4 separate regions of the Homo sapiens genome follow, and all the other regions are linked to region 3. Evidence: chromatin loops called from intact Hi-C (ENCODE). Cell type or tissue: Caco-2. All regions are shown on one strand.

What was found. A loop is a pair of places that touch in the nucleus more often than their neighbours do. Peaks named below come from ENCODE experiments on the same cell type or tissue, not always from the same donor. Only the 100,000 strongest peaks of a DNase experiment are listed, where the experiment ranks them.
Region 1: a loop joins it to region 3, with 11 times the contacts of the local background. A loop is called at or near these places in 9 of 110 quality-filtered maps.
Region 2: it touches region 3 in a loop (2.2-fold over the local background); 2 of 110 quality-filtered maps call a loop at or near these places.
Region 4: a loop joins it to region 3, with 2.1 times the contacts of the local background. A loop is called at or near these places in 2 of 110 quality-filtered maps.

What each region holds. Positions count from the first base shown.
Region 1 is chr5:129,764,321-129,772,320 of GRCh38, reverse strand. MINAR2 (membrane integral NOTCH2 associated receptor 2) reads right to left here. Exons shown (of 3, transcript NM_001257308.2): 3 at 5,589-7,437. The coding sequence ends at 7,258. Among named protein-coding and RNA genes, the nearest start is that of MINAR2, 20 kb to the right of the region's middle. RefSeq lists enhancers at 264-817, 4,138-4,197, 4,068-4,569. In Caco-2, CTCF peaks have their summits at 800 (motif pointing left) and 4,246 (motif pointing right); DNase peaks (open chromatin) are centred at 780 and 4,260.
Region 2 is chr5:129,357,215-129,365,214 of GRCh38, reverse strand. The region is part of intron 4 of LOC102723654 (a long non-coding RNA gene); the gene reads right to left. Among named protein-coding and RNA genes, the nearest start is that of MIR4460, 36 kb to the left of the region's middle. In Caco-2, CTCF peaks have their summits at 3,365 and 3,570 (motif pointing left); no DNase peak of the experiment used is centred here.
Region 3 is chr5:129,457,580-129,465,579 of GRCh38, reverse strand. It overlaps ADAMTS19 (ADAM metallopeptidase with thrombospondin type 1 motif 19), which reads right to left and starts at 5,282. Exons shown (of 23, transcript NM_133638.6): 1 at 5,098-5,282; 2 at 3,823-4,478. The coding sequence starts at 5,188. It overlaps ADAMTS19-AS1 (ADAMTS19 antisense RNA 1), which reads left to right and starts at 4,891. Exons shown (of 2, transcript NR_125748.1): 1 at 4,891-5,155; 2 at 5,501-6,021. RefSeq lists an enhancer at 5,361-6,323. In Caco-2, a CTCF peak has its summit at 3,923; DNase peaks (open chromatin) are centred at 3,919, 5,569 and 5,959; H3K4me3 peaks cover 2,403 bases; H3K27me3 peaks cover 253 bases.
Region 4 is chr5:129,407,588-129,415,587 of GRCh38, reverse strand. No RefSeq gene overlaps it. Among named protein-coding and RNA genes, the nearest start is that of MIR4460, 14 kb to the right of the region's middle. RefSeq lists an enhancer at 4,574-5,117. In Caco-2, no CTCF peak of the experiment used is centred here; a DNase peak (open chromatin) is centred at 4,877.

The DNA.
Region 1 (8,000 bases), 310 kb before region 3:
ATGGCTGAGGCTGTCTCATGATCATATTTCTAAGATTCCATTTAAAATGAGTACGAATTCCAGCTCAACTTTAAAGTATAATTTATCTGTTAAATAAAAATCTGTTTGTATACATCTTGAGGGTTAAATTGCTCATGAAACTTGTATTCCTGAGGAGTGTGTAAAGGCCGAGGAAAGAGCCAAGACAAAGAGATGATTTGTATCTGTACATCTGCCTGTTTGTTCCACAGGGAAGTGCCACCAAGTAGGCCTTACGTTCATGGGCGCCTGGACGGGGCTTTTAAAAGTTCACAACAAAATCCAGAACACTTGTGGGTTTCCCCAACCTGAACCTTAGCTTTGAAAGAGTTTGCTGAGTTGCTGACACTCTCAAGATCCTGTTTCAAACTTAAGAGAGAAAGAATCACCCAGGGAGCTTGTTAAACATGACGATTCTGATGCAGCTGCCCTGAGAGTCTGCATTTTTTAATAAGCATGAACCACAACTTGAGTAAAGACACAATAGAAGATTTGGTTAACGAAGTCCATGTGCCCAGCTTGAACTTCCTTGATCTGAAGACTTCTCAGCATGGGACCCCAATTACTGTCACTTTTCTGTGCTGATGCACACTCAGTGATCCCGGCAGGCTCTCCTGCTCCCTACCCTAGGGCTTAATCAGCACAATTAATCACTTGTATTCCTTTGGAAGTTCTTCACTCATTTGTCAAGATACCCGTATATTGACACAACTGAAATACCGCCCTCAAAATAGGCAAGCTGTGGTTTGGCATCCTGGTACACACCTGCCCTCTGGTGGTGAGAGAGTAACTCCAAGCTATAGGGAAATAAAAGATCCTTTCCCTTCTGCTCTTTATCATGGTGAACAAGATGAAACTCGGTGTCTGGCCAGTGTACAGTAAAGAAAGGTGCATTTTAAAGGCATAGTCTACAAAGATGAGAAAATCCTGGGAGCAAATTCTGTTGCCAAACTATGACTAGGTGCCTTACATGGCAGCACATTGGAGAGTGATTGAGGGATTCATCCCACCAAACCTCTGATGCAGACGACACAGACCTGCAGGTTTCCCGGAGGTGAGGTTCTTCAGCGTGGGTTTGATGTCAGCTCCTCTGAAGCCAAACTCCTTCCTGACACAGAGGCGTTGGAGCTTCCTGGGACTGACATCTAATTTAGGGATAATCTAAGGCAAAGTTAGAGAAATCAGATCCTGTACTCTGGAACATTGTCATAAGGGAAAGACATTCTATCCATAACACTTACTAAGAAAGAGTAATTAACTCATACATATTCTTAATCATAGAGTCTATCACTTAATATTTTACCTTATAAAGAAGCCCCACAAGCCTAAATTACAAAATGGTACAAGCATATGGCATTCAGATTTACTGGGATTCTGAGCATAACTGTGTTTGCCCTTGTTAAAGCAGGGTCTTTTTGTACTCACTTGGAGACTGGGGCTGAGTGTACGTATAGCTATGGGTCGAAGGAGAGGAGACGCACTTCCGTTGTCTTCATCAACAGCTGGACCATATCAAGCCCCCACTACAGCCATGAGAAAATAAAAACTTTAGCAGAAAGAATAGTCAGAATAGGTTTAGTAGATCTAAGCTCTCATTGCAATTTGATTCTGACAAGTCTTTTGATGTCCCTGAGCCTCAATCTCTTCTTGTAAAATACGGCTTTTACACTTATCTCTCAAGATTATAGTTGAGATGAAATGAGCTTGTAGAAGGGGTAGGGTTTTAAAAATTATGCAGTGTAGAAGCTACAACTATTTCTGTTGAATTCTTAATAAGGCCAGGATGGAAATGTTCAGGTGGGTGGGCAGCAGGCATAGGGCCCTATGGGACACTGCTGTCCATGGGCATCCACTGGACTTGTTAAAGGAAAAATTGTTTACGACACATGTTAAAGGCAGTGAAGAAGACTTTATTCAAGGGAGGCTTCTGCAGTGGGGTTTTATAGTAGAGGAGAGAGATCAGTCTCCACTCTGAATATGATAAGGAAAAGTGGAGACTTATAGCTAAGGGGAACAGTCAGGCTTTGATGGATGGAATATTACTAAGAGTAGGGTAATATTTTGCTAAACTGACCTAACAGGATTTTTACTGAAGGAAGGCCAGGGTGATAAGATATCGTATAGAGGGTAGTCAGATTTACTGTAAACTGACTTAGCAAGATTTTTGCCAAAAGTGGAATAAGCCAACCATGGACACAACCCAAGATCCAGAGCCTAGTCAGAGAGACACTCGGGGGAGCCTAACTAGCATTAGATCAAGGACAGAGTCTTTGTCAAGAATCTTCCTGAATAACTTGGAAAACAGCTGTAAAAGCTGTACATTTATATGTTCATGATAAGCAAAATAAAACTTTTTTCCTGGGTTTGCAATTCTTGAAAGTGGTTTCTGATCATTATATTAAAAAAAAAAGAAAACTTTTGCAGCAGGAACAATAAAATTATTCTATTAAGTATTGATTAGAAATGTTTCAGCCTTTAAAATAATGTATTTTTAAGAAAGAAACTTAGTTAACTGCTGTTTCATTTATATTTACTGATATACTTTTGAATCTGGCCTAACCATTGTTTTATTATTCAAATAATTATCTAAACAATATTTCCCAACTTTGAAACTAATTCTAATGTGAGAGATTTTAGCGCTTATTTCATAGCTGAGAAAAACCCACCAGTTTAATTAGCATAAGAAGAATTACTACCTTTTCTTTGTCAGGAACTTAAAAACGGCGTACAGGATAAGCAAAACTGTGTAAGCCTTGAATCTTTTTCCTTCTTGCTAAAGAAATCTAGTCAGAGAATATTTTATACTGAAAAAAGAATTTCTTTATTTAAAAGATACAATATTTATTTCAATTTTTTATTTTGAAAGAGAGCCTTTTGGCCAGGCGCGGTGGCTCACGCCCGTAATCCCAGCACTTTGGGAGGCCGAGGGGGATGGATCACGAGGTCAGGAGATTGAGACCATCCTGGCTAACAAGGTGAAACCCTGTCTCTACTAAAAATACAAAAAATTAGCCGGGCGTGGTGGCGGGCGCCTGTAGTCCCAGCTACACGGAAGGCTGAGGCAGGAGAATGGCGTGAACCCGGGAGGCGGAGCTTGCAGTGAGCTGAGATCCTGCCACTGAACTCCAGCCTGGGAGACAGAGCTTTTGCATTTAGATTTTATTTATGTATATATGCATATATTTTAAATACAGACACACAATTGTTTATATAGTCCATATAGTTCTATATACTCTGCATCTTTTCAGTAAGTATAAGGCATTGAGGAAAGACAGAGCACCGTGTATTTAAGGCAGAAAGTAAGAGGCAGGAAAGGGCAGATTATAAAATGGAGCCAGGAATGCGGGAAGGGCTCAAAATACACACAAGGAAGTCCTATCCACTCCCTTTCCTACAGTCTGCAAAACGAGGGAAACTGGATGAGGTACATGAGTTACAGTGTCTATAAAATGAAAGCAGAACTGCTCTGGTAGAAATCTGGGTTCGGTTTCTGAAGTCGTTCACTTTGGTTGAATATTCTCACCTTACGTTAGGCAAGAGCCTGGACTAAGTGATTATTTGGAAGAAACCAAAAAAGTTGTCTTTCCTCTAAAGTGTATATTCTCTTAGACTCTGTGGGTTTGGAAGTAGAAATCCAGAGGTGTTGAGATTTAAGGGCCCTAATTACAGTTTTAAAAATTATTTCTCAGATATAATAAAATTATATTTATTCAATTATATGAGGGGAGAACTTAAGACCTGTGTTAAGCAATGGGTACAGATACCATTTAATAATTCAACATTATTAAAATTTAATTTTAGTAAAAAATTACTAAAAAATAATATTTAAAGACACCCTCAATACAGAGAGCTACAAATGTAGAAATTCAGGCGATCATACCAACTCTGAAACAAGCAGTAAGTTGTTTAATATTCCTAAAACTTTAACCCATTTGAAGAGATTAGAAATGGGGCAATTTCCAGGCATTCCTCTAGCTTTTAGCTTTAGCATAAGATGTGCCTCAGAGTCAAGAGTTGATGCTGAGGGTTACAGCTCTGCCTTCAAGTGTCAGTATGACTCAAGGCCAATCATATTTCTTTTCTTGAAAGATGAGAGGGTATCAAAATTAGTGGTTGCAGGAGCTGTGAGTCATGCCATCACACTGATTGTAATTACAGAGGCATATCCCTTTGGTAAAATGCTTTTTCATGAGTTGAGGGCAGGCCTAGTAAATATCACCACCAGATGGCAGTAGTGCACTCTGGAGAAACGTATCCAGGACGCTCCCTTTTCTGTTTTCCACTCACTAAACTCTCCACTAGGTGACAGCAGCATGAATATAATTGGAACGGCCATTAATGGATTATGTTAAAAAAAAAACTTTAATCCTCCTGTTGAGTCTGGGAGGAGCACTTTTAAAAAGTATGCACAGTTGGAATTTTTTTTGAAAGAAAATTTAATATACCATTTGCTTTTAGGCCTCCCACACACTCACCTAATATACAAAAACAAAGCAAAAATACAAAAGATACCTTTTCTTGGCGGGGGCGGGGGGGGGGGTGTGGGGCGGTATACAAAAACCTGGGGAAGATTATTGTTGAAACTAAATTATTATAACTTAAGAACTGGTGGAGCCAGGTGTTCTCACCCCAATTTAGGTTAAAAGTTACTAAAATAGTCAGTGTTAAAGATAATAATAATTATTATTTATTGACTACCCGTTATTTGCCAAGGATTGCATTTAAATATTTTAGAGACACTTTTTCATTGAATCTGGATGAGAGCTTCTCAAGAAAGCCGATTTCAACATAAGCCTGTTTAGGGCCATCGCCTCTGCATTTTCCATGACTTTATGCTCTTTCTGCTCCATTTTCACAAAAATCTGTACTGTAGAAGGCAAAATTGGAACTTCTTTTAAGGTATTATTTTGAGTGTAAACAGGTAAATTCTCTTTATTTATAAGTTGCCCACACATGTAGATGCATAACATTAATTCAAGGCAGGGCAATAATATATTTTGATTTTACAGTTACATTGAAAGCTAAAACTGAAGATTGGTTTGGAAGCAATAGGAAAGTAATAAACTCATTTATGATGAAACCTAAATGACTGATAGTATCATAAATAAGAATAGAAGAGGGATAGGGAGAATAGAAGAATACTAGGTGCTTGACCAGAATTGACTAGGCAGAAGAGAAAGGTAATGAGATGGGGGCAAGGGAGACAGGAATTCAGGTAAGCAGGCTTTACACTTTTCTGGTTACTCTTGCTTATTGCCTTTAGAAGCCTTACCCATGCTTAATCCTAGGCAGCCACATGTGACCTGATGCAGCACAGATGTTTTCCACGTGTGGCAGAGACCTGAACATGTTTTGAATCCCTTAGAGGTAAACTTTAGGCAGGTAAGCTTTGAAGGCAGAGTAACAGCAAGCAATATCTGTCCACAGCGAGAGTGATAAAGTCCCTGATACTTTATTTCTTGTAATTCAGTTTTAAATTTCTCCTGTAATTCAGTTTTAAATTGTACTGGAACCTTCCACGGAGGAGAAGAGGAATAAAAAATCAGGGACTACAAATATGACTAACGCCGTTTTTTTTCTACACAACAACTTTATTGTCCAGTAAAACTGTCTCTTTTTTTGGGGTTTTTTTTGTTTGTTTGTTTGTTTTTTTTTTTTTTTTTTTTTTATGGAAGTCTCACTCTGTCACCCAGGCTAGAGTGCAGTGGCACAATCTCGGCTCACTGCAACCTCTGCCTCCAGGGTTCGAGAGATTCTCCTGCCTCAGCCTCCCAAGTAGCTGAGACTACAGGTGTCTGCCACCAAGCCCCGGCTAATTTTTGTATTTTTAATAGAGACGGGGTTTCACTATGTTGGCCAGGCTGGTCTCGAACTCCTGACCTCATGATCCACCCACCTCAGCCTCCCAAAGTGCTGGGATTACAGGCGCGAGCCACCGCGCCCAGCCCAAACTGTCTTTTACTGTACTTTATTTCAAGCATCTTTAAGACAAATACAACAAAATGATATGGCAATATCAAGGGACAAAATCTGACTTTAGGCTCATGAGAAGAAGAGAAAGTCCCTCTTTTGTTTCTTGCATAAGATAGCCTTTGGCTGGGTTGTTTAAAGATGAGAAAAGAGTGGGAATGAGGGGCTTAGGAAAGGATGTTCTAGAAGGAAGGGCAGGATGGTGACTTGATTCCCCATCTGTGTCTACAACCATGTCCCCAGGTATCTGCAGACAATGGAAGGTAAACTCAGGTTGTCAATTAGCTAGCATAAATTAATAATAACAACTGCCTTTAATTAAGCAACTGCTTATTTCGAGCCAGATACTGTTCATACCTGTTTTGTATTTGGTCCTTTGGCCAGCCCTGTTGGGCAGGTAATATCATTCCTTCTCTGAGAGAATAACTTGCCAGAGTCTGTTAGCAAGTAGCAGTTAGGCTTCAAACTCTGTTCTCTTAGCAGTATTCCCTCTGCTTTCCTAGGGACCCCCAACCTAGACCATGGTTGGTAATATATGCACACTGACTGCCACCAGGGGTCACAGCCAATTTGGATAAATTGGATCTAAATGTAATTAATTATGTAACTATGGCCTATCCAAGTTTAATTCTATTAAAATTGCAACATGAAATTGGGGCATCATAGATGATTACTGGGGAAATAAGAATAGATTTGAATAAGATATTTCCCTTTTTCCTTTTTTCTGACTTAAACAGAAATACAGGAAAATAAAACAGAGAATGAATCTAACTCAGTTGGCAGCACAACTGGAAGATTTTTATCCTAGCTACCCAGCAGTTGGTTAAAAAAAAAATTATCAGCTCAAACTTTTCTGGTGATCACAGGAGGATGAGGTGGTAAAGAGTTAACAGTATTTTTAAAACAAGGTTAATATAGTTTAAGCATGAAAACAAAGCTGCTGACAATTTTTGATACTGTTTGCTCCCTATAAAGATATTTAATGTGGGTTGCATATAGTGACTATTCTGTGATTATGGTCCTCAGAATTCCTGCTTCCCAAAGTTCAGGGTGGCACTCTTAGAAAGCTTTTATAGAACAAAGTGGAGAAGCCAGCATACCACGCCTGACATTCACATTCTTCAGGACAATTACATTTAATAATACAATCAACAATCCATTCACACTGCATGTACATGTGTTTTTTTGTTATTTTGGTGGGGGGGGTTTCAAATGTTTATCAGAAAAATTTTTAGGAAATTTAAAGTAGCTCTGATTGTTGCAGTTTCCTCAGGTGAAAAAAGTAATGATAGTCACTATGGTAACCAAGATGGAGATAACGACAAGTAAAATCAGACCCATACGACAGAATTTTGAATGCTTCTCTTGTTTCTCTTCCTTTTTCAATAAAGTGTCAAAACCTGGAGTGTACATGTCTCCCAACCAAAACCGCAGGTCATTAGGATTTTCCTAAAAGAAAATTACATAGAGAATATGATTAATCAGTAATCAGTCAGTGTTACAAATTAATTGAGATTGCAGAACAAGACACTGTCATGGGGACTGATGGTCCATATTCACTCTGTCCTGGGCAAGGCTTCAATGTCATGGCTCACATGAGCGGTATGAGGCTTCCTTGAATAGCATAAAATTGCAGCTACAGTCTCCTGGCTGACAAGGAATCCCTGCAATTCCAATTTGTAGGTCTGCATCAGAATTAATTAGGAGGCCTTCATGATTCTTTAATTAAATTGCTCACATCAGAGGGTCAGAAACACAACGGTGTTTCTATCACATTGTAGCCAATTTGGTGTTCCTTACATCCTATAAATAGTGCATGTAATTCAGCATAGTAAGTTGAAATAAAATGAAAATTCTTTGCTTTAGATGAACCTTTGAGGTTTGATTTTGTCTGCATGCCAGGAATAAACATGCTTGGTGGGGTTTTCAGTAAACCCGGAAGCTGACTTTCATGGAAGTAGTAGGGCTAAAAGTCAGGAGTCTCTTCCATTACTCTTGACCCACTGATTTTC
Region 2 (8,000 bases), 100 kb after region 3:
TTAATTTTTGTATGTTGATTTTGTATCCTAGAACCTCACTCAATTAATATATTCGTTCTAACAGTTTTTTGGTGGGGTCTAGGTTTTTCTAAATAGATGATCATGTCTGGAACCAGGGACAATTTGAACTTCTTTTCAGTTTTGATATCCTTTATTTCTCTTGCTTAATTGAGCTGGTTAAGACTTCCATCACTACGTTGAATAAAAATGGTATGTTCTAACTCATATGCGGAAGCTAAAGAAAAGTTGATCTCATGGAATAAAGTATAAAATGGTAGTTACTGGAGGCTGGGAAGGGCATGTGTTTTGGGGGAAGGAATGAAGAGAGTTTGTTTAATGGGTACAAACATACAGTTAAATTGAAGGAATAAATTCTAATGTTCAACAGCAGAGAAGGATGACTGAAGTTAAGAACAATATGTACTATATATTACAGGTATGCATTATGCATTTATACTTAAGGTTGTATACATACAACCAAGTTTAATATCATTTACAAGGTGACTTTTGATTATCTGATTTTTTTTGTACTGATTTTTAGAAAAACCCTTTGATTGTCTATAGTTACAATAGAAAATATTTAGTTAATTCCAGTGGTTGGTTAAGAAAGGTGCAGTATATGTGAAGACATTTACAGGGTCATAGTTTTGTGTATGTGCATTGCCATATATAAGATAAAGTACATATGTACGATATGAAAGAGATAATACTGTGCTTCTCCTTTAGCTCTACGTTTTTACTAGAGTTAATCATAATACTGATGAATATGACTTTTTTTGTAATTTTAGTTGTCTGGAGAACATGGTGTTTTAAAAACTTAAGCTTTTTGCTTATCCATATACCTTTCTCACTCTTACAGACACATATTTAAATACATACATAAAAATCCACAGAAACAACACACCTACAGTTTAAAAACACACCTCTGTATTCTAAGTCTTAAAGTTTAAGTCACCAGGAAATTTGATGAGAAAAAAAGATATTCCAAGAAATGTAAATAGAAAATATAATATGCATGGTATGGAATGAAGGAGGGCAGGTTTGGGATGTTTCTGATACATGATGAATGCCTTTCTTTAAGTATACTTCTCCTTAAAATTTTATTTGACCCCTTAGGGATAGAAACAGAGCCCCATACACTTTACATTCATAACCCCAGCACATTTTGTAATACATCATGTCCAAGAAGTGTTTCAAAATTATTTTTAAAATCTTCCTGTGAATAAATTACTGATAAACCTGAAATATTGCCTAACATTTAAAAAATTAAATATGTCTAAATTTCCTCTCCATAATTAGGTCTTTATAAAATTACTAGAAAACATAGCCTATGCTCATATTTAAAGCTTACATTGGCCATGCAAAAAAATGATTTATAATTATTCAATGTATTAATGATGCAGTATGAGATATTAAAAATTTGCATAAGTTTGGTATGCATTATAGTTTTTGCCTACTCAACACATGATTTTCATTAAATTAAGAGGTATATTAATCACATAGTAAAGTATGCATGATTTTTACTGAAAAAAAATGTCCTCAGATAAAACAGCAGCCACAGGTGTTTTGAAATAAGTTGGCCAGTTTAAGTACACCTAGGAATCATCTCTTCAGAGGCTTTCTAACTTTTTGCCAACATATGAATTATATTCTCCAAAATGGACTACAGTTGAATTTTAAGGAAAAAAAGGAAGAGATTGTTTTCAACATAGCATGGTCTGACTTGGAAGAATTTTTTTCTTAAATATAAAGCTCTGCCTGAGTTGAGAAATATCTAGTCCTAAATCTTAATTCATCTCTTCTAGAAGGACTCTCAAGCTGGTAAATGTATTATTTTTAGCTAAACTATTTTGGATTTTAACTTTGTACTGATTTCCACTGTGTTTTCTAGAATTATCTTGTCAAACTGCTTTCCTAAAAGCACACTAAGTAGAAATAGAAAGATGGTTTTCATCAAATTTTTTCCTTTTAAAAAGCCAATCCGCTCGTGCACAGACTGTATGTTCTTACCATATAGAATTACAAATTAAAGTGAAATATTCAAATAATGTTAGTATAACAGTTATTCTTGGGATTAGTATGTTTTCATATTAGATTTTGGAATTTAAAAAAAATTTATTCGATTGACTCGCTAATGATGTAGTTTAGTCTACCTAAAGAAATTGTATACAATTTCTAAAAAAAACTTGTATATAGTTTCTGGAAGATTGTAGGGGTCCAACTAATTTAACAGAGTAACACTGCTTCCAGTTATACTTCATTATACTCCATGCACTTAAAATAGGAAAACGATGGCAACAATATTAGTGTTTGTTTTTCCCACATGATAAAGATTAGGTGGCTTTAAGAGCTAGTGAGGTAAATTCCATTTGTTTTATTTATTAAGCAGAGTTTTAGTTGTGATTCCTCATTCCTTCTTACTCTAAAAGAGGAGAAAATAGTACAGGGTGCCCCTCAAGCTATTAGTCAAGTGACCTAGTTTCAGTTATCCCTTTTCTGGGTTGGGCCAACACTGATTTTTCCCAGATGACCATATTTTCTTTTATTCCCATACAGGCATTCCTAGAGTTTTAAAAAGAAAGTGTGGAGTTCCTCCAAAATCTGTGGTCAGAACACAAATATTTTGAAATAGTCTCCTTCCTAGCCTGCTGTAGCTATCAGCATCACCAGTAGTCCTTTTAAAAAGAGAATCTTTGAAAGATCATTAAGAAGAATTAAAAAAAAAAACACAAAGTTTTATAATCCATAAATCTCTTTCACAGGACAATCAATTATACACAATTCACATGCTTTCAAATATTTTTCCTATGACTTTAGAAGTCTAAGCCTGTTGCTGGTGACACTCAAAATAACTATGATTTAATGATAAAGTCACTTGAATATCCAAATGATGTAGAAATAGAAAAAATATTTTAAAAAGGATAAAACTACTTTATTTATAGGAAATAAAGTGCCTATCTTTTCCCTACTGGGAGAGGAAGAAACACGTAGGTCATTTTAAACTTCTGGTGGATTTGACATTAGAAGGGAGATGGCCAGGACTGGTGAAATTCTTTTTGCCTCAAAAGGAAAAGTGGAAAGGAAAAGAAAGCTATGGGTTTTTTCCTAATTAATAAGCTCTGGGCTAAAATCCCATACAGACTAAGTATTATACATACACATCTATAAATATTACTAATTACTTTTTTCTTCATTCTTTCCTCTTATATAGTAAAGTGGTGATGAACAACATTACAATTTGGTGTTTGAATTACAGAGCATTCAGGTGGAGAATGTAACTAAATTAGAGGTGCTGAGATATGGATACAATGCCTTGGAGATTTTTGTATCTCTCCTCTTTGAATAGATCATGACAGCATTTTTTTTTTTTTGGTATAAAGGATGCTTCATATTGCATGGAAGCATATATCTGTTGTTTTTTTACAAGGTCTAACATGTAGAAAGTTGGGAATGACTAAATTGCATTAAAGTGTCTTGCAAATGTTTTTGCTTAAAGTCCATATTTTCATACTGTTATAAATTTCTTAAATATTTTCCCACCCATTTCAAGGATAAGTTGAAAATATGGCTCCCCCTACTGACTAAACTCAATATGTTCTTCCATCACTGATGCAAACAATCTTAACTTTTATCTCAGTAGTTTGCAGGTACCTGCTTTGTAAACTCAGAGACTGATGCCAATGGAAAGTCTAATGATGTTCCACAAAAGTGACGCTGTAATAGAAGACTTGCAAGGTACCCAACACCACAGCTAGATACATCCCTTTGAGGATAATTGATGGCTTATTTCTGGGATCTGGTGGAGAGATCTCCCATCACTGAAGAAAAATACTTCTGAAAACTGAAATAACTAGTATGCTATGGATAATGTCAGATACTCCCATAAAGCTAGAGCCACTCATCAGAGTCTACTGATAAAATGGTACACATAGGAATATGTTCTCAAATTGGGCTGTGTGTGTGTGTTGGGGGTTGGGAGTAGTGGTCAGGGCATTGTTAGAGAGATCATTGTATCCATGAGCAGTTTCCAGCCCTCTTTTGGGAACTAATGATACAATCTCTAGAACTGTTGGCTCCTGAACCCTAAAATTTGTCTCTTGCTAAAGTAAAGCAAGCTTCCTGGTGTGTTCCTAAATTCAGGAATGCAGTTTATTTTGGAAATATGCCAATATCTTTCCTGTGTTTGATAAAGACCTTAGGCAAGGTTCCCCCCACCCCGCCCCCCCACCAAGAGTAAAGCTATAGAATGGGCAGCATTGAGATCAACATATCTGAAAGTGCAAAGAGCACTGGGCTCTTCCTCAGAAAAAATGTTTTACATTTTATGAACTCATGGGTGGTGGCCATTGCTTTGCTTTGCCATGTGTTCAGGCAAATGAGCCCTAGATGATCATATAATTAAGAATAAATCTGTGTAGGGAATGTAGTTTTGGAAATCCTGTAGGAATTCCAAGAAAAAATTAAAGGGGTGCCGTGTACCTACTAAACAGAAAAAATCAGCTACTGGCTCAGAAGGGGACTAGAATGCAAAAGCTGACAGCTTCGTTTGGATCTTAGAAGTAGCTATATCTGGCCAGGCGCAGTGGCTCATGCCTGTAATCCCGGAACTTTGGGAGGCCAAGGCAGATGGACCATGAGGTCAGGAGTTTGAGACCAGCCTGGCCAACATGGTGAAACCTCGTCTCTACTAAAAATACAAAAATTAGCCGGGCATGATGGTGTGTGCCTGTAGTCCCAGCTATTCGGGAGGCTGAGGCAGGAGTATCGCTTGAACCTGGGAAGGTGGAGGTTGCAGTGAGCTGAGATTGTGTCACTACAGTCCAGCCTGGGCAACAAGAGCGAGACTCCGTCTCAAAAAAAAAAAAAAAAAAAAAAAAGGTAGCTACTTCTATATCTCAAGTAGACTGCGAAGTGCTCAAGCTATGAAACACTGCAAAGAGTAATTACATATTTATCATATTATGAAGCTGCTAATGTGGTAAAAGATGTACAGAATACAAACAGGAAATAAATATGTGTAAGATTTCTTCAAGACAATAGTTGACTGTAGCTGGCAGGCTACGTAGGATCCTTGCCAGTAGCTATAAATGGCTTCAAATATGTTCTGACTAGAATGGGCATATATTTGCTTTTGGACTCCCTTTATCCTGTAAAGGACGCAATAGCTGAGATACCATAAAAATTTTGTAGCGGAATGTTTATAAATGTGGCCAGGCTATACTTCATTAAATAATACGTATTTTACTAAGAAGCATAACATAATATGAACTTATGTCTCTTTTCATGCTCAAAGTAACAGTTTACTTGAGAACTAGATTCGGCAATTAAAAGTGAGGTTAATGATAAGTGGGGGTTGTGTGAAGGGAAGGCTGGCTTGATTGGATGAATGTATATTTCACCTGAATGACCAAAAGTGAAGAGAGAGGAACTTTAAGGTTTCTCCTGTGTAAAATGGAATGAGGGGTAGGAGATGATACAGCCACAAACTCTACCTTTCACACCTTGCAAATTCTTTTTTCTTGTCAGATCCAGGTGTACTGTGTCTGAGACTGCCCATGCATGTCACAACAAGAGAGGCATTGCTGTGCTAATTCACTTCCTCGAAACTTTAAGGAAATGACAGACTGGATATAGTCTTCACCATATGCGTTTAAACTAAGATGAACTGTAGATATTGGACACACTTCTAGTTATTGGAATTGTTCCATTGTTTTTTAATCTGTGCCAGGATGAAAAAAAAAATTCTGAGAAGGCTTTATCTGTCCTGTGGGTGGTTGTGTAGAGATTCCACCCAGCATGGCTGAGCCTGGACTAACACAGGTAATGAGTAAAAGAAAGAAAAAGGAAAATTTTGGCAGAAGAGAAGTGATACTTAAACAGGTAATGATGTATGAAAAAAAAGAACATCTAATTTTCTTAGCTGTTTTTTCAGATGTAGTGTCAAGTGATGGCCACTGCTGAAAGAAATATCTGGATTTTTTTTTCTGCTGAGAAGGGTATTTGAATGAAGCTGAACCCTAAGACTTACCCAAGAAGTTGCTGTGGGTGGTTTGGGGAAGATATCAACCAGCATCCCTTGATGATGATGATACTCTTAGCTGAAGACTTGCCTGAGTAACAGTGGTTTGTAATTACCATTTGGACTGTGTTTTTTTGTTTTGATTTTGGTTTTCTTACTTTTACACTGAACTGGACTTACTGTTCCTGGCAGTTAGCAACTGATGTACTGGATTGCTGTAAACCAGGATGTGGCCTGTTAAGGTAACTAGCTGAGTATGAGTATGAAGGGAAGCATATATCATTATCACCTGCTTTGTATCCTTAAAAAACTTTAAGGTGTGAATGTATATGGAATACTACACAAACAGTAGCTCAATTAATTAGATATGAAAAATGGTAAATATTGTCATTATACGGCAGTCACATATCACTGGTGATTTGCCCCAGGAACATTCAAGGTGGCAATTGTGGAAGCCTATGGTACACATACAAACGGAATGACAATAAGAAATAGTATATGCTTACTGACAGTGTCCTGAGGCACTTCATACTTCTGGGAATACCAAATATACTTGATTTTTTGTTAGAATTTCTATTTCTCTACTCATCTGTTCTTGCATGTTGTCTTTTCCCATTACAATCCTTGCACTTGTAGTTGTTTTAAATTCAGTCTGATAATTCTAACATTCCTGCTGTATCTAACTCTAGTTTTGATGCTGTATTTTTTGCCTTTTAGTAGGTCTTGTAATTTTTTGTTGAAAGCTAGACTTGTACTGGGTTGAAGGAACTCCAGTAAATGAACCTTTAGTGATCTATGGTGGTAAGATGTGGAGGCAGGGGAAGTGTTCTGTCATCCTGATTAGTCTCAGTCTTTTAGTGAACCTGTGTCTGTGACTATCACAAGTGCTTAGCAGTGCCTCCCCACCCCCACCTTACGTTCCAAGGTGGCTGGAGGTGGCGGGAGTTGGTAATTCCTCTTCTCACACAAGGAAGGCTAGAGAGAACTGGAGTTGGGTATTCCCTTCCCCAAGGATACTTCGGCTGTGGTAAAATGCCAATAAGTTAGCCTTTGGTGACACAGTTTCTCCTGAGGGTATTTTTTTCTCTCTCATATTCACTGTGCATTACAGCAAAGCTCCAAGAGGTAATCAATCACAAAGGTAGAAGGGCTTCTTTGAGTTTTTAACTCATAGACTTGTCCACACTGAGCCTCCAGCAATTTGTCAATTATGATTCAGGTTATCCTACTCTGGTTCTGGTTTCCACAGAAGTTTCTGCTCATTGGTGTCTGCTAGAGTATGCTGTGATTCTCTGTATCCACCTGTCCACCAAACAGGAAGTCCTCCACAATATTCTTGAATTATACCTGTACGATAAGTACTCAGAAGCAAACACTGATGGTATTTTACTCAACACTGGCCCTAACATACTGACAGGAAACTGGGGTTTCGGAAATTGGTGTTTTAAATCCCAGGGAGTGAATTAAGGAGGAAAGTTAGCTTTAGGAAAGTTGCATATGCAGGTGAATATGTCTGTCCAAACCTTTAAAAAGCTATGACTAATTGAGGCTACCTTGGGTAAAGGTATAGTCTAATTTATAGAGAAATATTCAATAAATTTGAATATCCAGAAATTTGTGAAACTGTATAATCGCAGTTAATGTGTGTTTTTTTCCCAACTGTTCCTTGGATGATAGAGACCCTGGTAGTTGTTTTAGTATGTTTTCTTGCATGTCACAACATTGTAGAAGTTTCTGTGCTAAGAATTAAAAAGATGGAGGAAAAGTAACAAAGATATTGACAAGGACTGGCAAGAAACTGCAAGTTAGAGATCAACAGATGATTTCATGGTCTTTCCTCTAGCTTCAGGGATACTTGAGTTGACCTTTGGCTATATTGTCTTAGTAACACTAACTCATAGAATTAATAGAAGAATACCCCAAATTAATTGGAGATAAATCAGAATCTGTTTGAGGATAATGTCCCTTAATAAGTACCTAC
Region 3 (8,000 bases):
TAATGCAAATAAGATAAAAAATAATTGAATTTACAAAAGGCTCCAGATTCTGTATCAAAAGCTAATCAAAAAGACTACTGTATAAAACTCTTAATTTAAGTAGGAAAAGGTGGCATTAGTTTTAGTATCTACACTTCATCATCTGGAAAAAATAATCTAAGTAGTCTGCCATGTCAATAGTCCATTAAAAAAAAAATAGGCCAGGTATATACTAATATAGCTTATTTTGGCCCAGCGCTTATAAGCATGTTTTTAGAAAAAAAAAAAAAAAAACATTGTGTTAACTTTGAGCAAAGATAATTGTTGCACAGTTTCATGGGATTTAATTTATTGCTTTTGTGTGTTTTAATTTTTAAAGATGATTTTAAAGTAGCATAAAGTACTTCATGTGTTGTATTTTATTATTCAGTGATTTTTATTGAGTGCCAACTAAAAAGTAAAGTGTTGGAAATGAAAAGAGATGAACAAGACAGTGTCATCAGATCACTCATGGTATAAGTGTATTTTCACGTATCTCAACCTATTGTATTTCCCTGTTTTCATTGGTAACTGGCAAGTTAGGTTGAGGGCCCTGTGAAATATATCGAGACTGCTTCATCTTCTTTTTGTATTCTCTATATCTGGAAAAGGCCTTAGTCATAAGAGTTGTTCAATAAATGTTTAATTGATTAGTGGTAGTATATTTGCATGCTTATAAGATCTAATATATGACTCAAATAAGACTGTTATTCAATAATACACTAATCAGAACAAACAAAAATAATAACACTTCACAGATCAATTGCTAGATATATAAGTACAATTTGTACATTTTATATAGAGAGAGATCCAGATATGAGATCCAGAAAGATTAAAAACTTTGAAGAGGCAGGCTTTGCCCCTGTATCCAAAATCTCCATTCTGGCACTTATCCTTTGATAACACAAGTTAGAGTAGTACCTGGAGAGTGAAATGGTCAATCTTATAAATGTTCACTTTACTGGATAGCTGATGTTCTATTTCCTTTGGTACAGACTTTTGGATCCTTTTAAATATTTAATAATCCAAAAGATATTGAAAAGTTCAGGTACCAGTAGGCAAAGCTTACTATCAAGAGAGGGTAAGGGAAGGTACAGTTAGTGAACTACCCTCTTCTCTGCAACTGACAATAAGAAAGCTTTCCCTGAGAAGAAAATAATTGTTGCAAACTCATGGCCATTGCATTTATAAATGATTCACCATCTCTATATAAAGGCATCATAATTCCTCACATTAGAATTACAGGATCACAGAATTCTTGAGATATAAAGGAAGAGGTAAGAAGTTCTATGACTATTCAGTTAGAAAAAGCCCATATTCTTGCAGACAAGGCTTTTGAAGTTTGATCTCTAGACATTTTAAGATCATTTCTCTCTATTGCATCTTCTGGCCTAGTCATAGGAGACATTCTTTATCATTCCCTTGACAGGTCCTGCATTTTCATGCCTGCACTCAGTCTCCTCCCTCTACCTACAACACTCCAGCTTTTTTTTCTGCCTGGTGAAATCCTCTCCATGTTTTAAAATCCAGTTCAACTTCTTCTGCTTTGGGAAGCATTCCCCACCTCTCCCAAGGGATTTTTACCTTAGCATAACATTTGATTCATCATGCTGGTCTGTCACTGTCTTGTGACTACTTGTGTCATTTCCACTTACAGGTGATATCTTTCTCTTAACTTGTGAGCCCCTAAAAGGCAGAACATTCTATCCCCTAAACAAGGGACCTATAATACATTAAATATCCAATAGAATTTTAATCCCATCATTCAATTTTTTAAATTAAATCATCTAATTCTCTAATTTTACTTATGGAAACTGAAGCCTAAAGAGATAAGGAGCTTGTCAATCATCAGGGAACAAACCTCTTCCAGAGTACAGATAACAGCTCACTCTTTCCTTATCCACCAGCTCATAAGGGAACAGGGCTGGCATGTTAGAGTCTAGAGTAACAAACCCACCCTTCTTGGCTATTTGCTTAACTTTTTTACTGAAAATCTAACTCCTAACACTGGCAATGGCAGTTTTCCTCAATAACAAAGACTTCCCAGTTTAGAACATATACATATGTAGCTAATAGGAACAGTGAGTAAAAGTCCAACATGATAAACAGGGATGTATGTCAAACTCCTATTCAGTCTATGAAAAACCTACTTATAATTCTTTTTTTATAAATACTTTAAGTTCTAGGGTACACGTGCACAACCTGCAGGTTTGTTACATACAAAAAACCTACTTATAATTCTAACTTTGCTTCCTTAAGTATGGAGAGAAGGAATAGGTCATTTGGAAAATCTGACCAAAAGTGCACATTTCAACACAGTGAAATTCTTTATCCCCCATTGCTACTACCACACCAGGAACTTTCTATATGTGATTATTTAATCCCCAGCCAAAAGCTAGTGGACAATGAAATCTCCACAAAATGTTTTCCCCAGTGAAATGTTCAAACATCAGTTCCACATAAAACCTTTTAATAAAAGCTTCTCATGTAATTTTTCCATGCCAATTTTTTTCAATTATGCCTAAAAATGCCCGTATTTGAATATTCATCATTATGAGTACTGTCCAACAGTTTACATCATTTGACTATGGGATCTTGGGTCAGGGGAGGTGGTAGTTTTGGGTGGCTTTGATTGTGCTGATATTTTCTGCTATCCACTGCTGTTGGATTTTCTCCAAATGAGCAGTTTGCTTCCATGCAAGTTCTTGTGGATTTCTCAGTGGCTCACTATGAACAGCAAAATGAAGCCACAAATCACAAGTGCATTTTTGATATTTTATGAGTTTTGTCTTAAACCAATTAATAGTAAAGCCTATGGTGGTGGCAACAACCATAAAGGACATGGTGGTGTTGCACAACAACGTGAATGTACTTAATGCCACGTACCTGTACATCTAGAAACAGTTAAAATAGTAAATTTTATGTTATGCATATTTGACCCCCCCACACACACACACACACAAAGGTCAACTTATAGAAGCTTGTCCCAACCCCTGAATCGTGACAGAGGGAGAAAAATCAAATGATGTTCTACATTGACAGAGCAAATGGCTTTTACTTTCCATCCCAACAGGCCTTTTAACAAGGCTCTCCACCTTGCTCCTTTCCTCCAAAAAGTGGAAAGAAGAAAAGGAACTACTGTCAAATGAAATGTAAATCACAGAACCATAACCCTTTGAACACAGATCGGATTCTAATGTCACCCGTTACTCAACCTCCAGTCTCTCAGTTGAGTCCCTCCCAACTCCTTTCACAAGAACAGTGAACAGGTGTCCAGTATGACTCTGGATGTGTTTAAATTCTAGACAACTGTCAGAGTAATCCCCTATAGAACTGTTCTTTCAACTTTGAAGTAGGTTATGAAAAAGCTCTAAGATAACAGATGAGGAACTGAGAGTGCGGCGCAAACACGAAGGAGATTCATCAGTGAGCCGACTGGTTGTCTTTCGAGTTCCTAAAAGACATCACGTGGAGCGCTTAGTTTGGAAAACTCTGGAGAACAGAAAGAAGTTGAGCCATTGGGAAGAAGTTACGAAAAGGCAGAGTTTCACGCAGTTTTGAAAGACACATAACCATCTGGAAGGAGAAGGCCATTTATCCACCCAATTAAACTTCCGATTTACACAACTGCCCTGGAGATGTTCCATGGGAGGCAAACGATGTAGACACCTGGGGGTGCAGTCTAGGGCCAAGCTCAAAAGGAGCACACTGAAAGGGGAGAAGGTGCATGCAAATCATCCTGACCTATGGGCAAGGAGAGGAGCAGCAGGGGAAAATGGAGAGCTAGGGAAAGAAGGCGCTTACCAGGCCACCTCCACAGGTGCTGAAAGAAGCCAGCGAGCCAGGGTGCCGCAGCACAGCTCCGGTGTAGAAGCAGCCTGCGTCTGGTGGCGCGGGAGGTTGCGGGGCGGATGCTGCCCCCGTGGGGCCGGGGCCGGGATTTGGCCGCTGTTCCACTGCGAAGCGCGGCGCCAGGAAGCGGCCGTCTCTCCGGAGCAGCAGGTACAGGTCCCGAGAGAAGGCCGGGATCCGCAGCAACACTTCGTCGCCATCCGGCTCGGCATGCTGGGCCGGGGGCGGGGACGGGGGCGGCTGCGGGGGAGGCGGCGGCTGCCACGAGGCCGGGGCGCCCGGGGACAAGGCGGCAGCCCCGCTGGATCCCCGCGGCAGCTCCTGCGACTCGAGCTCCTCGTCCTCCTCACCCTCCGACGGCGGCGGGGGCCGGAGCCGGGACTCTGATCGGCCCTCCACGGGCTCCTCCAAAGGCACCGGAGCCACAGAGCGCACCTCGCGTGAGCTGCCGGCAGCCTGCGCCCGGGCGCTTCCGCCGCCCCCAACGCCGCGCACCCAGCCCGGGTCCGCGCTGCCCCCGCTGCCGCCAGCCGGGTCCACCGGCTCCCGGCGCCAGAGCGCAGGAAACACGACTTCCCACTCCTCGCGGTCGGGGGCGAACTGCAGCTCTGCGGGCGGGGCAGACAGAAGTGCGGGGCTTAAAGTGCCGCGGTTCCAGTAGCACAAACATTTCCAAGCTCACAGTCCATAGATACAGGGCGCTCGCGTTGAATGCAATGGAGACCACCCGTCTAGACCCTGAAACTCTGCAACCCCAGAAGCCTTGCGATCAGATTACAGACCCCAGCATTTTCAGAGTAAAAGTACGATTATATTAGGGGCGGGGGAGGGGGAATCAAAGTTTGGTGACCGCACTTCATTGTTGAAAAGAAAACCGATGCAAAGACTCCAGCACGAGTAAACGATTTCTGAAGTGTATGCTAGAGCAGAGCGTTGCTATCAACTTAGGTACGTTCTAATTTTCCTCCAGGTGCTGTAAACGTACCTTTGCAAATATTATTGCTCTAATTAGAAGGAAACTATTCCACATACGGTTAAAACGAGGCCGGCAGAAGTGTGCTTCATTTCCGAACTTGACCCCTTAACCTGCACCTCAAGCTCATTTTTATTGCTACCCACTGAGCCCTGCTCTCCACGCACCGGTTGCACCAGCCCTGCCGACCCGTACGTTCGCGGTCTCCGCTGGGATGGCTGGAAAGGAAGCGAGAAAGTCACGGAAGAACTTACCTGAAACGATCCCATTCGACAGGAACCCCAGCTGGTAAAGGAGGCAGCAGCAGCAGATGTGAGTCAGGCGCATCTCGCGGTTCTTCCCCATACTGCGCTCCCGCGGCCGCGGCTTCTCGCCCGGCGCACGCCTCCAGCGCGATCCACTCCGGGGCGCAGCGGCCTCCCCGGAGCGCTAGGAGGCCGGGCGGCGAATTTGCCCAGGCCCTTTGTCTGCCGGGGGAGGGGGTGTTGGGGTGGGGGGGTAGGCTGTGTGACTCCGGGAGGCCGCCGAAGCCCTGGCGGGGGTGGGGTGGGGTCGGGTTGGGGGAGGAGCGGGGGAGGCAGCCCCGCGGCCCCGCAGCCCTCGAGCTCCCTGGCGAATTAGGAGATGAGTCTATTTTCTGTGTTCTGGACGCTGCAGGAGTTTCCGAGGCCGAGCAGGCTAGTGCTGGAGCCCCACAAGACAGACCCACAGCCAGCCGAGAGCCGGGAGTGCTGCCTCTGGACAGGCAGAGGACTGCCCGGCGCGGGCAGGAGAGCTGTGGTGTCCGAGCCGAGGCTCGCCGCCTGCACCCGCGCGGAACGGGCGGAGGCTGGTGTCACAGTCTCAGCAACTTGGTGTGCCAAGCTCCGCACACTCCTCACGCTCCTTAGGACGCACCGCTGAAGGCTCTCACCCGCAGCGGCGCGGGAGGGAATGAGTAGGGAGATGGGAAGACACGACTAGAGAGGTGGGTTGTAGAGCAGAAAAGAATCAAGCACATCTGACCAGAAAAAGGGACCAAGGGGTGCCCGCCAAGCGTGACTTTGCGGGACAAAGGTCCCAGAACACCGTGCACGTGCTCAAACGCCGGTTGGGATGGGGTGGGGACCCAAAATCCCTCACCTGACTATTGATTGGCCACTCGGGAAGGCCTGATTTGCATCCATCCCCTGCCCCCGTGTGCAGGTAGAGGTGCCTCCCCCTTCCCATCCCACTCCTCAATCCAGCGCCTCTTTTTGTCAAATTCGCACATCACACAAGGCAAAAATTAGTGCAGACTTGACCACAAAACTGAGGCCTCATTTATCAAAGGCCTTTGATTTGTCTTCCCATCTTTTTCGGAATTTTCTAAGCCCGGAGATAATGTAATTCGTCATGGAATATGCTTTAAAGTTTCCCAGGACAGTAGGCACCCTTAGGTTTCAGAGCCTCTTTTCCTTCCTTGTCTTTCTAGCTCCCCATTCATCAGTACTATCAGTTTCTCTCCTTCCCCTACCCCACCCCATTACACACACACACACACACACACACACACACACACACACACGAGTCCTAAAAGGAGTAAGAGTAAGGGAATCAACATTAAACATTATATTCTAAAGATCTCAGACCAGGTGAGATTATTTTGTCTTCTGTACTTTTTACTTGTACATAAAAAAATATGTTTTTGCTGTTTCTGTCCTCTTTGGGGCAATTCAACCCCATATATTTTTTTTTCCTTTGTTGCAATTCTCTTCATGGTACCTACTCCCCTTTCCACAACTCTCCCTCAGCCACATCAAAGCGTTCACATCCGATTTAAGGATGATTGATCTGAACTGCCATTTGCATCCTCTGGACTAGGCCAGACACCTAGAAATGATAATTAATGCAAATCAGTTTTTTTTTTTTTTAATTCCAGAACTGAGGTTGGTTCACCACTTCCTTTGTTATTTTACCTTCTGTTCCTTGTGTCAAAGGTGACTACTATGCCTTTAAGGGAAGCAGACGATCTTATTTCAAAGGAAAGCCATTGTTTGAATTAGCTGAGTCCTATAATACTTTCTTTGAGTTGTCCAGAGTTTAGAAACAAAGGCAAAAACACTCAAGGTGACTTTGTCAAGAGTGATCTGCCTCTAAACGCTGTCTTATAAAATCTCTAATGCTGGAGTAACTAACATGTGGGTTTCCAGATGCTCAAGAAATATCTGGGTTACTTAGAAACCTAAATGCTTTTTTTCATGAGACTCAATTTTACAGATTTAAAGCTAGGCAAAAAATCAGAGGCAGTTTATTTTTTGAGTATAGCAAGCTATTTAGATTGAAAGCTAATTTCAATGAAACACCTCCAGTAGGAGATGAGTCTTAACACGTTTCTCACACATATTTTAACAACAACAACAAAAAGCAGAACTGAAGGAATAATGCATATTAAATTGTATATATTTATTAGAGTACATTCATGATTTTTTAAAACCAAATGAGTTGTATAACTAAGTTAAATATACTCAGAAGCACAGCTTACCAATGTAAGTTTGCATTGCTGCCTTTTTTTCCCACTAATATATAATCTTTACCAATCCTTCATGGTAAAGGTTAATATTGTTATGGAAAGATTTGTCTAATTCCCAGATAACTCTTCTCTTTTTTCCCTTTTGAAATACTGTTATAATTTATTTACATATTTTAGAGACATTTATAAGTCATTTGGGTTTTAATGACTTATGTACTTATTTCTCCTACTAGACTATCAATGTTTTTGAAAGGTAGGAATGATTTCTTTTATATATCACCCTGACTAATTCAAGGATTTACACTGAATAGGTTCAGAAATTATCAGGAAATTCTCTCCAAGGTGCTTTAGAAAGTGATAGAAATTGATTTGTCTATGGTATTTTGTTCCAATTTGAATTCCTTGATCAGGAGTTGCAACACTAACTCTGCTGGTGATTAGCAACTATCAACATGACTTATCTGGTTTACAGAAGGAACAGGCCTAAGAGAGAAATGTGTGGGGAATTTTTGTGCTCTAGGAGAGACTTAGATATGCAAGTGAGAGCGTCCGTTAAAGTGAATTCAAGTACCTATGTATATAAAAGAAAGAACTAGCCTAATTTGGAATTGAGTAAACTGTGTGTGGTGAAATAGAGAAGAAAAGGCAGGACTGAGGCATGTGTGT
Region 4 (8,000 bases), 50 kb after region 3:
TATATTTTCTGTTCCTTTCCCTTTCTCCTCTCCTTCTGATACACAAATTATATATATGTTGTTAGGCTTGATGATGTTCCATGTCTCTTAAACTATTTACTTTTTTTTCATTCTTTTTACATTTTTTCTTCTCAGATTATATGATTTCCATTACCTCTTTTTGAGTTCATTGATCTTTTCTTGTACTTGATCTATTCTGCTGGAAAACCCTTCTATTGAATTTTTTAGTTGAGCTATATTATTCTTCAGCTCTGTTTTCTGTTTGGTACTGTTCTTTTCTTTTCTTTCTTTCTTTTTTTTTTTTTGAGATGGAGTCTCACTCTGTCATCCTGGCTGGAGTGCAGTGTCATGATCTTGGCTGACTACAACCTCTGCCTCCTGGGTTCAAGTGATTCTCCTGCCTCAGCTTCCCAAATGGCTGGGACTACAAGCAAGTTCCACCCCACCCAGCTAATTTTTGTAATTTTAGTAGGGATGTGGTTTCACCATGTTGGCCAGGCTGGTCTCGAACTCCTGACCTCAAGTGAGCCACCCGCCTTAGTCTCCCATATTGCTGGGATTACAGGTATGAGCCACCACACCCGACCTTGTTTGGTATGTTTTAATGCCTTCTCTTTGTTGAGATTTTCACTTTGTTTTTGTATTGTTCCCCTAACTTCAGTGAGCAGCTTTATGGCCATTGTTTTGAATTTTCTGTTGGGTAAATCACATATCTTTACTTTACTCAGGTCTATCCCTGGAGATTTATCTTATTCTTTTATTTGAATATATATTGCTTTGTTTCTTCATTTTCCTTAACTCTCTGTTGGTTTTTGCATATTATGTAATATAACTGTCTCTCCCAGTCTTGACAGACTGGCCTTCTTTAGGAGAAGGATCTCACTCATCTGTCCAGCCAGAGATTTTTAAGTGTCTCTCAAATCTTTGGGTTTGTCCAGACTGCTGTATCTGTTTCTGGTGACTCCTTATCCTCCAGGTGTGCCATGTCCTGTTCGTACTGAGACTGGTAAGGTAGGAACCAAACTATTATAATAAATGTAACTGGAAATGGTAATATGCTGCACGTGTGTCCCCGTTTCTTATATCTTCATGGTGAAGTTAAGCACAGGTGTTTATCTTTACATTCTCTGTACTAGGCCAGGGAAAGGATCTGTGGCAAATACCTGTACTAATGTTCCACTGTGTGCTCTGACCCTGGGGAGATAGATGCTGACAGTGTGCCTGTTGTGTGTCCACCTCTTTGTTTTCTGTGGTCTATGGCTAATCAGAAATGCAAATCATTGTTGACTCCCAGGTCTGGGTCAATAAGGAGATAGTGCCTTGGGTGGGAGTTATAGAAGTTGTGGCATTTGTTAATGGCCAAACTCCTCCCAGGAGCTGGGGTTATTCGATGTGTGAACAACATGGGTAGAACTGGATTTATCATTGGGATAAGCTGACGGAAAGGCTCATGAAGTGTCAAGTTTCATTCTGGCTGCTGAAGGGCTACTATATATTGAGCTTTTTCACTCTGCAATGCAAGTTTGATAGAAGTTTGGTTCATGCCCAAGTGTGTCTCTACTTTTCCTACCCCTTCAATATGGACATTTTCTCAATTGCTGAAGGTGTAGTTTTTCCACTGGTCTCTGACTTTCTCCCAAAGGGAATTTATCTATGAACAGATGTTTACTTGGTATATCAGTGGGTAGAGGAAAAGATAAGAGCTTCCAGTTTCATCATTTTCAGAAAAATAGTGTAACTACGTCAAGTGCTGCTGAGAATCTCCACAATATGAGTAAAAATCTAATGGAATTTGGAAAAGTGGAGGTCACTGACAAGAACAGTTTTGTTAGTAAGCTGGAGATAGAAGCCAAATTGGAATGAACTGAAGCTTGGATGGGTAGTTAGGAAATAGAGGCAAGATATATTAATGTGTTTTCCATAAAATTTTGCTATTAAGGGAAGAGAAATAAATGAAAATCTAAAGTAAAAGGAAGTGGGTCAAGGGGACTTTTTTAAAAATAAGATGTGCGTTGTTAGAGTTAACGTTTCTTTTTCTTTTCTTTTTTTTTTTTTTTTTTGAGACACAGCCTCACACTGTGGCCGGAGCTGGAGTGCAATGATGCAATCTTGGCTCGCTGCAACCTCTGCCTCCCAGGAGTTCAAGCAATTCTCCTGCCTCAACCTCCCAAATAGCCAGAATTATAGGCGCCCACCACCAGGCCCAGCTAATTTTTTGTATTTTTAGTAGAGATGGGGTTTCACTATGTTGGCCAGGCTGGTCTCAAACTCCTGACCTCATAATCTGCCTGCCTCGGTAGAGTTAGCTTTTCTACAGGAAACAATGATTTGTAGGAAGGGAGATAAATGAATCAGAAGTGGGAGGTGGTAAACAGTGAATGAAGTTCTAGAGACATTGAGGAGAGGAGAACAGTAGTTTTGCTTTGACATACTCAAACAGCACTGCTATCGAGTAATAATAATAAAACAGGCTTTTCAACCACAGAAATTTGCTAATTTCTCCCTAGTTTCTCCTAAAATCCTTGATGTAAAAGTTGGTGAAGCTAACTTAGAGCACATAGTTGAGGTGGTGTCTGCAAATACCACTTGTGAGAATGTGAACATGTATAAGACTCAGCAGAAGTGTGGTGATAAAGATCAAAGTAGAAACAGTACTGTTAATAACATGCATACCTTTTTTACTGTTTCTGGAGAAATCACAGAATCATCTAGGATAAACGTGAAGCAATCCTAAGCAGACTTCAGGGCTACAGGCTGAGAGTAAGCAAAACAAATGTCCTTTATATCAAGATAATGTGAAGTACTATAGACACAGAACAGATGTGAAACAAATTCGCTTTGTTTCAGGATGTGTGGCAACTATACCTATTCAAATAATCAGGCCAAATCTTTCTATGAACACAATCCATGAAAATATATTTATTCACATTTACTGACATTGCATGTTAACCCAAACCAGGCCTTTAGTGGTTTCAAAAACTCCAACAAACTTCCCTTTTATTTGTGCTATTGAGAGAGGTATGGGGTATGTATGTGTGTGCCATTTAAAAACTTAAAATTAGGCCTGGTGTGGAGGCTTGTAACTGTAATTCAAGCACTTTGGGAGGTGTCGGTGGGAGGATTGCTTGATGCCAGGAGTTTGAGACCAGCCTGGACAACATAGTGACACTCTATCCCTACAATTTTTTTTTAATTAGCCAGGAGTAGTGTTGAATGCTTGTAGTCCCAGCTACGGGGAGGCTCAAACAGAAGATCACTTGAGCCCCCAGGAGTTCAAGGCTTCAGTGAGCTGTGATCGTGCCACTGTACTCCAGCCTGGGAGACAGAGCAAGATGCCATCTCCAAAAATAATAAAAATTAAAAACTAAAAATGAATGGAGATTACATGTGTGAAAATATGTAAGCCAAAGCCTAGTGTATAGCAGACATTTAACAATACACTAAATCCAAACCTTTACCTCAAGGGACATGAGGCAAGGAAAAAGGGGACTGTGAAATTTGAGTCTTTGTGAGAACTTAGATGGTTAGGATCCTCGTTAAAAATCTGTCATTTGATTTTAGTTCATCTGATTTATCAAGAAGAGCAAATATTAAGTACACCTCATAGTGTCATAATGCTGGGGTTGAGGGGTGTGAATCCACAAAATGAAACCTTTCATAGACTTGAATGTGAGCTCATTTTTGAGCCCATTCCATTTTGTATGTAATATTGTTTTTGTTTAGGTTAAATGCTAAGTGATATTCAGTGTGCCTGATTTATAGAATTAACTCTATAGGAATAATTGTTTATTCAGAGTATTTTTTAAATTCTGGATATTTTGACTCACCTTATAGGAATGTGAGTTGAAGTACTAATGAGAGAAGCATGAATCCCTGTAAACTATTAATAGTACTTTGAAAAAGTATTTAATCAACTTTTCCTTAATGAAAGTGAATGAGTAGCTTCCTTATACATTCAGAAATAGAATGTTAGTAGGCAGTGTTTAAAAGCAGCCTTGGCTGTCACTAAAATTTTATGAATGAATTTAATGCATACTCAAGTTGTATGTAAGATAGAGTTATCTTAAATATGTGTTTCTAACTCTTAAAGTACACAGCAAGAATTAAAGATTTTAGGGTTTTAATGAAAACCTAAAGCCTATCTTTAAGTTGAATATGTGCTTTGAGTTATGGCTTTTATACCAGAGATTATTTTTTTCCAAATTCTTCTTTCATTGCTATGACATAATCTATATTATATCACTGACTGTAGGTTATATTAATCCTAAATCACAAAAATATGACTATGATTATTTTGATGATTCTAATATTTTAGAAAAGTGAGAGAAAAGCTTATGGATGCATCATGAGCCAAGGATTTACCTGCTAGTTTTGATGCATAGTGAGGAGACTGAGGGGAATAGTAGGGTGCATGGAGTGTGAAAGGGCAAAATCTTGGGAATTCAGTCCTCCCATTTGCTCTGCCTCAAGAATATTCAATGAGTCTGCCAAAGCAGGTGACAATATATCCATCACTCTGACTCTGCTATAGAAAGACATATGTAGCTTCATTTAAAAAAAAAATGCTTACAAGACAATGTCAAGTCTTGAGATTCCAAAACTTTCAAAACACTAACAGGGTTATATAGACAACTTGTGTTCTGAGATATTATGCCACCGTTTCTTAGACATCTCTTATAAATTCTCATATTAGCAATGGTACCTAGATACATGACATAACTTAGAAATCACTGTGTTAAGTCTATTCTGCAGTCACAAAGGATAGGAATCACTGAGCGCATAACACTTGAGCTCCCTGTCTTGCAGCTGCCAACCTGCTGTGACGAGCCAATGACATCTTCTTTGAAGTTATCACTTCATCAGCATTCAGTGGCTGAAGCTTTCCTGGTGTGCCCTATGCTCTCACTTAAGCTCACACCGAGAGGGGAGGCACTTGATGTAAATGAAACGGCTGAAGGATCTTCTTTAGATGTGACAATATGAAAAGAATGTTTGTGGACGTGGTTAGGGAGTAACCTCAAGGGCAAATTCCAACAAAATTTACTCTAACACAATTAGAGGCAAAGATGTTTTGAACAAAGTTAAGTGACCATGGATTTGGATATCCTAAAAGAATTTAAGAAATTGTCTATTATTTTTAGGGAAGTTTGGTTACTTTTTATAATTGTAGGAAAGTACAGTGGAAAGATTACATATTCCATCTTCAATTTCCTCTACTGTGAAGAAAATCTCTTAGCAAATCATAAATTTTAAAAATCTCACATCTGAAAGATTTGACCTAACTGGTGAATTAAGCTATTAGAGGGAAAAATGATCTAAACTTTATGGTATTTAATGCTATAGGGACAATCAGCTCAAGAAGAAATCAAATATTCCTATATTCCCTAACATGTTTGCCCAGAGATAGGTAAGAGTACCTCTGAGTGAAAATGTGGAAGATTCTCATGAAGCCCATATCTTAGAGCAGCCCCACTTGTCCTTTCTCTGAAAATTTATGGTTTTAGGCGAAAACTAAACAACAAACTTAGTGGTTTTCTCAGGTGTTATTTCAATGTGCAAAGCATACATATTCACTTATCTAACAGAAGTTAGTCACATGGTGTTTAAATTACAACATATACTTTATAACTAATTGTCAAACATTCTCATCAGGTTTAGTAATTATTTCCACTTTTCAATAATATAGAAAAACTTCACCCCTACAGTGTCAGTTTTGAAAATTCTAGGATATTTGGATGATATAAAAAGTCATCAAATTCTCCCCGACCTTCTTCTCCAGCCCATCTCTGATTATGACCTTTGGCATCTATGCTCTTTACTGTTCAGCAGCATTCAGCCCCCGGCCATTATCCAAGCGTGCTTAGTCTCTCTTTCATCAGAAACTTAGCAAACCTATTGTTTCTGCCCAGAACATTTTCTCCAGTTAGCTGGATAACCCCAATACACCTTCTATCACCCCTCCCAAACTTTTATTCTTGCCATCACTTTTCGTAGAGTTCTTTAGACAGGGCTCATCATTTTTTCCCTTTAACTCTCTTAAAACCTCATGCCTTTATTAGAGTATTTATCACATCCCATTCTAATTATTAGTGGCAAGGTCAACCATCATGTTATTTGCATCTCTTCTTGGGGCTGTCATTATTTCAATAGTGATACCATGGGGTCATGTGGTGCCGAGAGGCAACTGGTCTTATGGGATCAGAATCTGCAAGATGCCATCTCCTCCCTCCTCACATTTCAGGGGAATATTATCTAAATCATCCCCTTGAAGCCACATCACTATTTCGAGGTGAGGGGAAAGTGTGGGGCCCTCTGATGGGGCCAGGGATGGGAAATTTTGTAGCATTCCAACACACCTCTACTAAGATGTTCTCTCTTGCCTTCTTCAATTGCAGAATCAAAATCTCTCCTTTTGTATTTTCTTTCTGGATATCATCACAAAAATAGGGGTATGTTCACATCCTTAGTAAGCCCTAAATGAGTACCATACTTGGTTTCAAAGTCTGCACATAGTTGCTACCAATATTTTTTGCTTTTAACCTTCGAGGGCTTCATCTAAAGCTGAGACAGAAAGTTATTTAGAGAACTATAGTGCTCCCAGGCAAAAGAATTCTGGAGAAAGGACCCTATGTCTTCCATTTAACTTGAGTGGAATTTGGAGGCATACAGAATGCAATGTGACCCAATTGGGCAGAAAAAACTAGTGCACTTGCACAGTGTCTCTCTGGCAAGGAGATGCACATAAGAAGGGTATGGGCTAGACAGTCCTTAAGACTGATTGCAAGAAGAAATGCTTACATCTCAGTGGGTCACCCATAGTAGTACAAGCTGGGTCAGTGCACACACACACAGAATTGAGGGTCAATTCAGAACCTAAACTGATCTATATAGTGACATCATTTGGGCCAGGAAAGTGCCCTTTGGGGGACAGTTTAGGAAAAGGCCACCACCTCTGGATTGATGTCTCCATGTAGGGCACAGGCTGGAAGCAGAGTTCAGGTTATCTTGCAGCCCAGACTTTTCTGGGCAGTGTTGTGTGATTATTTTTTAAAATTTCCTTCTGTCAACATACTGAGAGAACTGTAATAATGTATTCCTAGAACACTTTTTTATAATAGAAGCAGGACCTCACTGTTACCCAGGCTGGAGCGTAGTGGCTTGATCATCACTCACTGCAGCCTCGAACTCTTGGGCTCAAGCAATCTGCCCACCTCAGCCTCTGGAGTAGCTCAGACTACAGATGTGTGCCACCACACCTGGCTAATTTACTTTACTTATTTTAGAGACATGGTCTTGTTGTGTTGCCCAGGTTGGTCTCAAACTTCTGGGCTCAAGCAATCCTCCTGCCTCAGCCCCCTGAGTAGCTTGCCTAGAACACTTTTTAACCATCTAGGATAAGATTTTACAAATAAAAATATAACCAAACATCACTTTATTTTAAATACTCATTAAAGTTAATCATCAGCAAGGGAGATGTATTAGTCTGTTTTCACACTGCTGCTAAGAGACTGGGAAGAAAAAGGTTTAATTGGATTTACAGTTCCACATGGCTAGGGAGGCCTCAGAATTATGGTGGGAGGTGAAAGTCACCTCTTACATGGTGGTGGGAGGTGAAAGTCACCTCTTACATGGTGGTGGGAGGTGAAAGGCACCTCTTACATGGTGGTGGGAGGTGAAAGGCACCTCTTACATGGTGGTGGCAAGAGAAACATGAGGAAGAAGAAAAGCAGAAACCCCTGATAAACCCATCAGATCTCATGAGACTTATTCACTATCATGAGAATAGCACGGTTAAGACCTGCCCCACGATTCAATTACCTCCCACTGAGTCCCTTCCACAAAATGTGGGAATTCTGGGAGATAGAATTCAAGTTGAGATTTGGGTGGGGACACAGCCAAACTATATTAGGAGAAAACATTGAGAATACATCCTCAACTCCATGCTATCCAAAAAGATGAATCATAGTGTCATAGAGATGTTCGAATTTAAGGATTTCAGG